Regions from separate parts of the Homo sapiens genome. Here region 1 is linked to region 2. A link is a loop called in an ENCODE intact Hi-C map of the cell type or tissue named here. Cell type or tissue: CD4-positive, alpha-beta T cell. All regions are shown on one strand. Links, peaks and the distances in the headings refer to the core of each region. The heading gives the core; the rest is flanking DNA. Region 1 overlaps FAM118A (family with sequence similarity 118 member A). Region 2 holds the start of PRR34 (PRR34 long non-coding RNA).

Evidence for each region. A loop is a pair of places that touch in the nucleus more often than their neighbours do. Peaks named below come from ENCODE experiments on the same cell type or tissue, not always from the same donor. Only the 100,000 strongest peaks of a DNase experiment are listed, where the experiment ranks them.
Region 1: it touches region 2 in a loop (3-fold over the local background); 1 of 110 quality-filtered maps calls a loop at or near these places.

The regions. Positions count from the first base shown.
Region 1 is chr22:45,316,412-45,320,632 of GRCh38, reverse strand. All of the region lies in intron 1 of FAM118A (family with sequence similarity 118 member A), which reads right to left. Among named protein-coding and RNA genes, the nearest start is that of FAM118A, 8.6 kb to the right of the region's middle. RefSeq lists enhancers at 1,982-2,051, 2,102-2,151. In CD4-positive, alpha-beta T cell, for the core only: no CTCF peak of the experiment used is centred there; DNase peaks (open chromatin) are centred at 276, 1,392, 1,842 and 2,272; H3K4me3 peaks cover 2,159 bases; H3K27ac peaks cover 4,000 bases.
Region 2 is chr22:46,051,612-46,056,122 of GRCh38, reverse strand. All of the region lies in intron 1 of LOC124905135 (collagen alpha-1(III) chain-like), which reads right to left. It overlaps PRR34 (PRR34 long non-coding RNA), which reads left to right and starts at 1,898. Exons shown (of 2, transcript NR_165243.1): 1 at 1,898-2,373; 2 at 4,224-4,511. It overlaps PRR34-AS1 (PRR34 antisense RNA 1), which reads right to left and starts at 2,277. Exons shown (of 3, transcript NR_027034.1): 1 at 2,203-2,277. RefSeq lists silencers at 1,988-2,147, 2,388-2,507. In CD4-positive, alpha-beta T cell, for the core only: no CTCF peak of the experiment used is centred there; DNase peaks (open chromatin) are centred at 2,322, 2,782 and 3,216; H3K4me3 peaks cover 3,102 bases; H3K27ac peaks cover 2,330 bases.

The sequences.
Region 1 (4,221 bases), core at 222-4,221, 740 kb after region 2:
GGAAACCCCATCTCTACAAAAAATACAAAAATTAGCCAATGTGGTGGTGCTCATCTGTAGTCCCAGCTACTTGGAAGGCTGAATGGTAAAATCACCTGAGCCCAGGAGGTTGAGGCTGCAGTGAACCACGACTGTGCCACTGCACTCCAGCCTGGGTCGCAGAGTGAGACCCTGTCTTAAAAAGAAAAAAAAAAAGAAGAAGAAGAAGGAAGAAAAGAAAAAGAAAAATTACGTGTTTGTTTGTTTTTTTTTGATGGAGTCTCGCTTTGTCACCAGGCTGGAGTGCAGTGGCACAGGCCTGCGCCACCACATCCGGCTAATTTTTGTATTTTTCATAGAGACGGGATTTCACCATGTTAGCCAGGATGGTCTCGATCTTTGACCTTGTGATCCGCCTGCATCGGCCTCCCAAAGTGCTGGGATTACAGGCATGAGCCACAGCAACTGGCTGAAAAATCACTTTTTCACATGTGTAATCTTCACTCACACACACACACCCAGCCACTAGAATCAGGTCATCAAAAGTAATTTTCCAGGGTAAGGAAACAAGGCTTAATCAGTCCATAAGCATCATTAGATCGCAGAGCTAAATGGGATCCCCGTTATCCTTTGAAAATGTAAACAACTACCTAAGTCCATGCATATATTTTCCTAGGGAGAGTTCACAGCTTCCATCAACTCCCAAACATGTCTGCGACCTTACCCCAAATGCTAAGAAATCACAGTCCACAGGCAAAGAAAACGAGGCTCACAGATGCCTGTAACCTGCCCCAGGGAAAGACTGGCAGAGTCCGGGCTGGGGCTTGGCCCTAACACATCCTTCTTCCCATTGAGGAGTTAACATCAGTCATCAAACTAATCTTTTGTTTTTTTAATCTACTAGATACTTTCTAAGGAAAGTAACAGAAGTTGAGTTTCTCCGCTGTATAATATAATCCCTCCACCATCTATTAATAATATAAGCAACTCTGGACCCCACCCCTGAGATTTCAATGACTGATTTAACTGTTCACCAATCCTCAGTTTTATTAACCATAAAACATGGATTCTTGCCAATGGGCCGAGTTTTGAAAGCTCAGGCCTCTGTATGAAAGTGCTCTGGCAGCTGGAACTGCTGAGTCCAACAGCTCAGGCTCTGGCCTGTGGATGAGGCGGCCTGCACACTCCCGGCCTCCTGCTGTGGGGCAGGACTTGGGAGCCACTCCTGTTCAATCCTATTTGGAAGGGGACGATAAGAGGGCTCATCAGCTGGCTAATTCAAGTGCCCCCTACTCCCGCCCCCCAAAATAATCCACATCACTTCCAAATAGTTACTCCTCCCTGTCTATGAGAAGGGCTTGTTTAGTTCAGCCGTCTGTACACGACATTTTAGACTATTTTTTAAACACGCACTGGTCAACCAGTGACGTAAAAAAACCACATGCCTAAAACTGTTACCACAGTAAAGAACTTTCAAAATCTACCTCTAGTTCTTTCAACCACTGTTCAATTGCTTTCGATTCTCCACATATAAGTGATTATGGTTACAAATTCAAATCCTAAATACTGCATTTACACATCTTCAAAAACAGTATGAACAAATTAAACTTTTGCAGGCTATATTTAACTCCGAAATTAAGTGATTTCAAAGTTTCTCAAAAGAACGAGGTATCACACTATTCCTAACACTTACGTAACAGGCCACAGCTCGCACTCCTGGGTGGTCTGTGGCTCGCTTAAGTGCTCAAAACCTCTTTCTCAGCCTGAACTGCAGGTCTGGTGCTGGCTCCTCAGACAGTATTTCAAACACAACCACACGGAGTCCAACCTCAATAGGCAGATGGGCCTCTAGACTTTAATACTGATGCATACTTTTAAGGATCAAAGGAGCCAACACGGAAAGTACCCAATTATATAAAAACTCAACACAGCAACTCTGCAACTTGAACTGCACAGTTGCCCATATTTAGACATTTACAGTTCATTATCACACTACATGTTTAAAGACATTACCTCATTTCCTGTTTTACAGCAGCCTAAACATCAGAGTCAAATCTCACAATAATCTAGAAATTACCCTAAATCTCCCCCTTGTTTTTAAACCAAAATCCAAGTAAGGTGATCTCAAAAGCACTCGGCACCAGGTCCTAGAAGTTTCAGCAGGACAGCAAGCTCCAGCGTTCTGCTCCCATCCAAACACCGTCTAAGCCAATCAGATCCCAGAAAACAGTAACAAAACCCTTCGGAGGCCTTTCAGACGCTGCATCTCTCGGTTTCCTTAGTGACTATGTCGTCACCACGGTGTGTGGGCCCAGAGCCAAGTCATCATAGCAACCCTTCTTTTTTTTCAAGGACCTATCAGCATTTCTGAAAGCAAAATCTGGCCCCAGCAGAGATTCTTATAAGCAGTTCCTGTCTTTTTTAATCCAAAGCCAAACTCTTACCAGGATGCTGTCTGCTTAGAACTTAAGATCACTAGCATTTTATAAACTAGCATAGAGTAGCTAGAGACTGTCTTATTCTTCAAACCCTGGCATCCAGCACTACGTAAACGTTCATCAAACGGAGTTCAATGCAAAATACAAGCTACCAAAATCGAACTTGTTATTTACAGGTAGTAAAACAAAGTACCTCACAACCCTACCGTGGTAGGATGTTAATGGCCCCGCCCCTCATGCCTGCTGGCAGCCACACCCTTCTACAGCCCCTCACAGACTCCAGGCTTAGCCATGTGACTTTTTGGCCACTGAGATATCGGCAAATGGGATAACGGGAAGCAAGTACAAGTCCGACACACCCTTTACGACAGAGCCTGTCCCGGTGGAATTCTGCCCTGCAGAGCTCTGGCCTGCCACTTGGTGGGCAGCCGAGGTACCATCCACCCACACAAGAGCAAGGCTGCCTTGGGCCACAACTGCATGAGTGGCCCCAGCGAGCCTGGCATAAGAACCTGCTGGGCCGGGACCTGGGCCTGGCGCTGAGCTAGCAAATAGGCTGTGGCTGTTTAAACCCTGGCGGGACAGGGAGAAGCCCAGAGTGCCAAGGAAAACAGAGCAGATGGACGAATGAACGAACATCACGAGGCTCTGTGGGGAGAGGGGAATGTGTGTCAAGAACTGTAATGATTAAAAGTGGTGTAACAAAAAAACCTTAAATTACTCGCTTTCCATTACAAGCTATATGTTCACTTAACAAGCACAAACCATCAACTGGAAGTGTCCAGATTCTGGGATCCTCAAAAGTATCCTTTAAGAAAACCTTTTCTGTGTGTTTTGAGAGTGAGTTTCACTCTTGTTGCCTAGGCTAGAGTGCAATGGCGCAATCTCGGCTTGGTGCAACCTCCGCCTCCCGGGTTCAAGCAATTCTCCTGCCTCAGCCTTCCAAGTAGCTGGGATTACAGGCACACGCCACTAAACCTGGATAAGTTTGTGGTTTTTCAGTAGAGACAGGTTTCACCATGTTGGTCAGAGGCTGGTCTCGAACTCCTGACCTCAAGCAATCCACTTGCCTCAGCTTCCCAAAGTGCTGGGATTACAGGTGTGAGCCACTGTGCCCAACTTTCTTAATTTCTTTCTATAAATAGATGATCACATGGGCTTTGAGCAGTTTCAAAAAGCAAGGAGATAAGGGTGTCCAAGCAGCATCTGATTACAATGAAGCAAGAGGGACTCAGAGTAAACATAAGCTCAAACTACATCCATCTCACACAGGAGTGAGTGGTGTCACATTTACTCGGCAAAGTTTCCGAATGCTCACCTTTAACTCACCTGTAGTCAATCCACAGTGATCATAAAATGACCCCAGAATTTGCAAAGTCAGACAAGGTCACTGTGACTACAAAGGAGTTGATTTATGTTGAGCCCTTAGAGCAAAGCCCGGCAACACAGTAGGCTATTAGTACCAATATTACCACTGCCACTGTGACAAAAGCGCCTCACACTAAGAAAGCATTTATAAATGTGCTACTGACAGGAGACAAGAGGCTGGGAAATACTAAATTTAATCAGTGTAGCCAGGGTGGATCTTGAGGACTGGAATGTCCTTAAAGGAGGCCAGAATCTATCCACTGCATTCTGACTACACCAAGGCAGCTCTGGAAGACCGGGAGCCTTCAAGCAAGCCCTTCCCAGCATGACCCTCAGCAAGACAGATGACTGCATGCTATGGAAGCTCAACGGCCAGACCCTGCTCATTAATATCCTCCTCTCCCTTCATTCTAGATGTGATTCCCACAAACTTCCT
Region 2 (4,511 bases), core at 200-4,199:
GAACCCTTTCCAGCAGCCCCCCTCATTCTGGAACCTGCAGCCCCAACATCCATTCTTTCAGCTCTCAGGGTTGCTGGGGGCTGATGAGCCAGTGGAAGTATCCCTTTCCCTGGCCAGGAAGGGCCACCAGCAAAAAAGAAGCAGAAAACCAGTCTCCCCTACTCTGGGTGGGGAAGTGGGGGGCACAGGGACCTACTAAACCTACGTGACCGCCGTGGTAGCTGCTCCACACGCAGCAAAGGAGCCATTGAAATGGGGAGAGGCCAAATCGAATATGGAAAAAATGGCAAAATATCCCGTTCACAGTTTCATACGAGCAACACACTGAAATAGGATTTTGGAAATTTATATTAGATTAAAATGAATTTTAGTACTAAAGTGAATCTTACCCGCTTATTTTCACTTTCTGAAAATGTGGCTATTAGAAGGTGTTAAATGACAGATGTGGCTTGCATTTGTGGCTCGCGTTGTTTTGTGTGAGCTCGTGGGTTTGGGGGTGCTGGGACCTTGAAGGCTGCTTTCTCCTAGGGAGACAATGGCACTCCCTACCCATCATTGTCAGGAATACCAGGCCCTTGCAGCCACACTGTCTCCTGACCCTGGCCTTGCATTCCCCGTTTTGAGAATTGGGACTTACACACGCAGGTGTCTAGGAATCCTTTGTCAAACACTGGCATGCACACGAGTATGCCTGCACACCCACGTGCACATACACGGACACGCACAGACATACACAGCCCTGGCTCCTGTCCACCGCAGGCTGGAGCAACCTGTCCCAGCTAGCCTTCGTGGAAGCCAGATTCACAGGGCACCCAGATGCCCTCCAAACCCCCCCTGGACCCAGACATCTGACCCTTTGTCCTGGGACAGACAGGACCAACCCAGGCCACACCCGCCTTCCATGGGCCGGGGCACTTTTGGCTTCCTGGTTCCCTTCCTCCATAAATACTAAAAATTCTATTTTATGACTACATCAGACTAAAGGCCAATAAAACCAGGTCGAATTCATTGTCGTATATTCATTATTTTTATAGTCATTTTTTCTTCTGATTTTAAAAGAAATTAAAATGAAAACATTTCATGGGCCCTAGGCTCTATGCCTCGTGGGCTTGTGGGCCCAGACCATCCCTCTGAGCTCCCATGCCCAAACCCATGCCCCTGAGTCTCACCCAGCGAGGAGCACAGGGGGCTTGCCTGCCGTTTGTCCAGTGACCAGATAGATACCTTCTGAACTCATTCCTTAAGTCCTGCCCTCAGTAAACAGTGTGTGAATCCCTCACCAGATGCCAGAAAACGTTCCACATTATTTTTAAAACAGAAGTCAGTCAGGAGGAAGGCCTGGGATGCCAGTGTGGTTGAAGGCCCCAAGTCAGTGGGAGCTAAGACCCTCACCCGGTACAGGGCTGGGGTCTCCAACCGGGGACCTGGACACCATGTTTAACACCCAAGAGCAGGCCAGCAAACAGGCGTGCTGCTCTGGGTAGCGACTGGTACCGTGAGGTGCAGCCTCCGAGAGCACCAGGCCCCTTCTGCCTCCCACCCTCCACCCCTGCTGCAGGTGCTGCGGGGCCCCCGGTTCTGGATGGAGGTGCAGAGGAGGCTGGGCTTTCCGGCGTCCCCCAGAACCGGCATCGGCTGCTCTGGCCTTTCCCTTCCCAGGGAGCCACGGCGCCAGGCCTGGGCCCAAACCCTGCTCAGGAAGGACGGGCCGGTGCAGGAGATGGTTAAAATTCTGCATCCTTTTTGCATCCGCCTCCAGAGGAAGCGCTGCTTTCTCCCCCCACCACCCCCCCCCCAACCCCCCCACCCCGCGAAGCAGGAGGAGGGGGGAAAAAAGCTGAGAGCAGCAATTTGCAGGCCTTGGGATGTTTTTCTCCTTGACAGCCCCGGGCCCCGCCTCGCTCCGGCCCTTCCTCCGACTGTGCGGCTGGCCCTGTGGCCGCGGCTCGGTGTCTGCCGCTCCTGCCCGGGCCCCTGCACACGCGTCCTCCCCTCGGCGGGGAGGCCGGCTAGGGGCAGGCGGGCAGCGATGCCTGCGTCGGCCACAGCTGCCTGGCACTGCCCTCCTTTGTGCCTGCCTCCTCTGCCAGCCTCCGCTCCAACCTCCCCCCCCAACCCCGCAACGAGGCCTGCTCCTGGGCCCGGCCGCAGGGCCCGTTGCCCACAGAGCGCCCACCCTGCGCCCACCCGGGGTGCCCTCACCTTCTGGGCCCCTGGCTCCTGGCCTCGGGTCCTGCTGGTGCCCAGGTCGCCCGGCCCCGTCCTCCGTGCTCCGCGTTTGCCCCACCCTGCTGCCCGAGCTCGGCGGCGAGCCTGGCACGGTGCCAGGCTGCCTGGGAGCCCAGCCCGGGCAGGGCGAACTTTCCAGCGAGGGTGTGTATGGGGGGGAGCTGCGGGGTGAGGGTGGTGCCTGGGGAGGGAGAGGGCCCCAGGTGCCCGGCGGCCGGCCCCCGGCCCCCAGCCCCCAGCCCCTGGCCGGCCTGCGGGGGCCTCCCCTGCCTCCCGTCCCCAGAGTCCCACAGAGGCGCAGACAACACGAGCGCTTGAGTCCCAGCAGCCATGTGCAGGAGCCGGCAAACAAACAAAAGCCCTTATTTATTTATTTAGTTCACACTCCCAGATAAGGAGGCGCCTTTTGTGCACATAATTTCACACACATCAGAACGGAGGCGATGCCACGGTACTCCCCACAGCCCGAGAGCCCCGGACAGCCGCCCGGCCCTCATGAATAATTGCATCGCCTCGGCCTGGGCATTTCCATATTTAAATTGGGCAGCAGCGTATGATTAATTAAGAAGGAAAAAGGCAAAAAGGAAGAAAAGCAGTGGGGGTGGGGAGCCGGACACTCTGGGCAGCGCAATGTGCCAAGGTGCCCGCGGCAGCTTAACTCCTCCCATGCCAGGGCCCAGGGGGAGGCCACAGCAGGGGCTGGGAGGGGAGGCTCCCAAGACCCTCAGCCTGGAGGGCGGCATGTCCTTGCCTGCTGTCCTGTGTCGAGTGCCACCCCAGCCTCACATGCTGCCTGGGGAAGGTTCTCTTCCTCCTGTTCGTATTCCGGGCAGCTCACCATTGCTCAGGTCAAAATGTGCCATGCCAGTGCTGGGGAAAGAGACACACCGAGGCCCCCCAGTGGGGCACTTCCAGCGGGAACTGACCTGTCTTTTGCCCTGCACAGCTTCACCCTACATCCCTGCCACATGCAAGCTGCAACGCTGCCCTGCCTGGGGAGGCTCTGCGGCCCATCCCCACTCTCACAAGCCTCCTCCTCCAAAGGGCTGGCTCTTCTGGCCCTGAAAGCAGCCGGCCTGTTCCGGGAGTGGGGCAGGAAGGCCTGCCACCCTTCTAGAAAGATTTTTGGCTAAGTGAGTGCCAGGAAAGACTATATTCCTAAGGCAAGAAGTGGCCCCGGATTTAGAGTCTGGCCATCACCAAGGTTTGGCCTTATTGTTTGCCATTTGTGTGGCCTGAGGCAGGTTATCTGGCCTCTCTGGGCCTCGGTCTGCCTGGTTGCAAAATGGGAATGATATGAATGCCCACTATTCCTGCCCTGTGGGGTCCCGGCGAGCAAGAGCAGCTCCTGGTTGGCAGAGAGCCTGCCCGAGTTCCCAGACTCGTTGTCCTTGTGGTGGGCTGAGGTCTGAGCCAGAACAAGTCCAGATAGACCCAGGACCATGCAGCCCTGCCCCTGCTGAGGCCCCAGGACACTGGTCAGAAATTTGCTGAGAAAATAATCTGAATTCTTGTGGCCAAGAGTGTCCTAGGGCCACCAGGCCTGGCTTGGTTGTGGGGGGCCCATCTGCCCTTGAGCGTATGCAGGGGTGTGTGGAGTGGGAGGGCTCTGGGGCAGGACCAGCTGCCCAGCAAGAGCCTCCTAGGGGTCCTCTGGGGTCTGGGCAGCATTATTATCACCCCCTCCTTTACAGCTGGGGGAACTCAGGCATAGAGAGTTCAGGAGCATACCTGAGATCACACCAAAGTGGGGGCCCTGGGATTTAAACTCAGAGCACCCCAAATCCCATCCCAAGGCTTTTCTTTTCTCTTTTTGAGATGGGGTCTTGCTCTGTTGCCCCTGCTGGAGTGCAGTGGCGTGATCACCGCTCACTGCAGCCTCAACCTCCCAGGCTCAAGTTATCCTCCTGCCTCAGCCACCCAAGTTGCTGGGACTTACAGGCGTGTGCCACCATGCCCAGCTAATGTTTTTTTTTTTAACCTTTGTTGCTCAGGTTGGTCTCAAACTCCTGGGCTCATGCAATCTTCCTGCCTCGGCCTCCCAATGTGCTGGAATTACAGGTATGAGCTACCGCGCTCAGCCCAAACCCAGGGCTCTTAACCACCCTACTATGTACTGTGCTGGCCCCCGGTCAAGGGAGAGAACTCACGTCAGGCAAAAATGTTTTACAGAGAGGCAGCTAAGTCTTTTCCACAGTGGATGACACAGTCCCCCTCACAAACCACCCCACAGATCCAACCCCAAGGAACTCTGCTTCTACGTGTGCCCTTGGGGCAAGGGA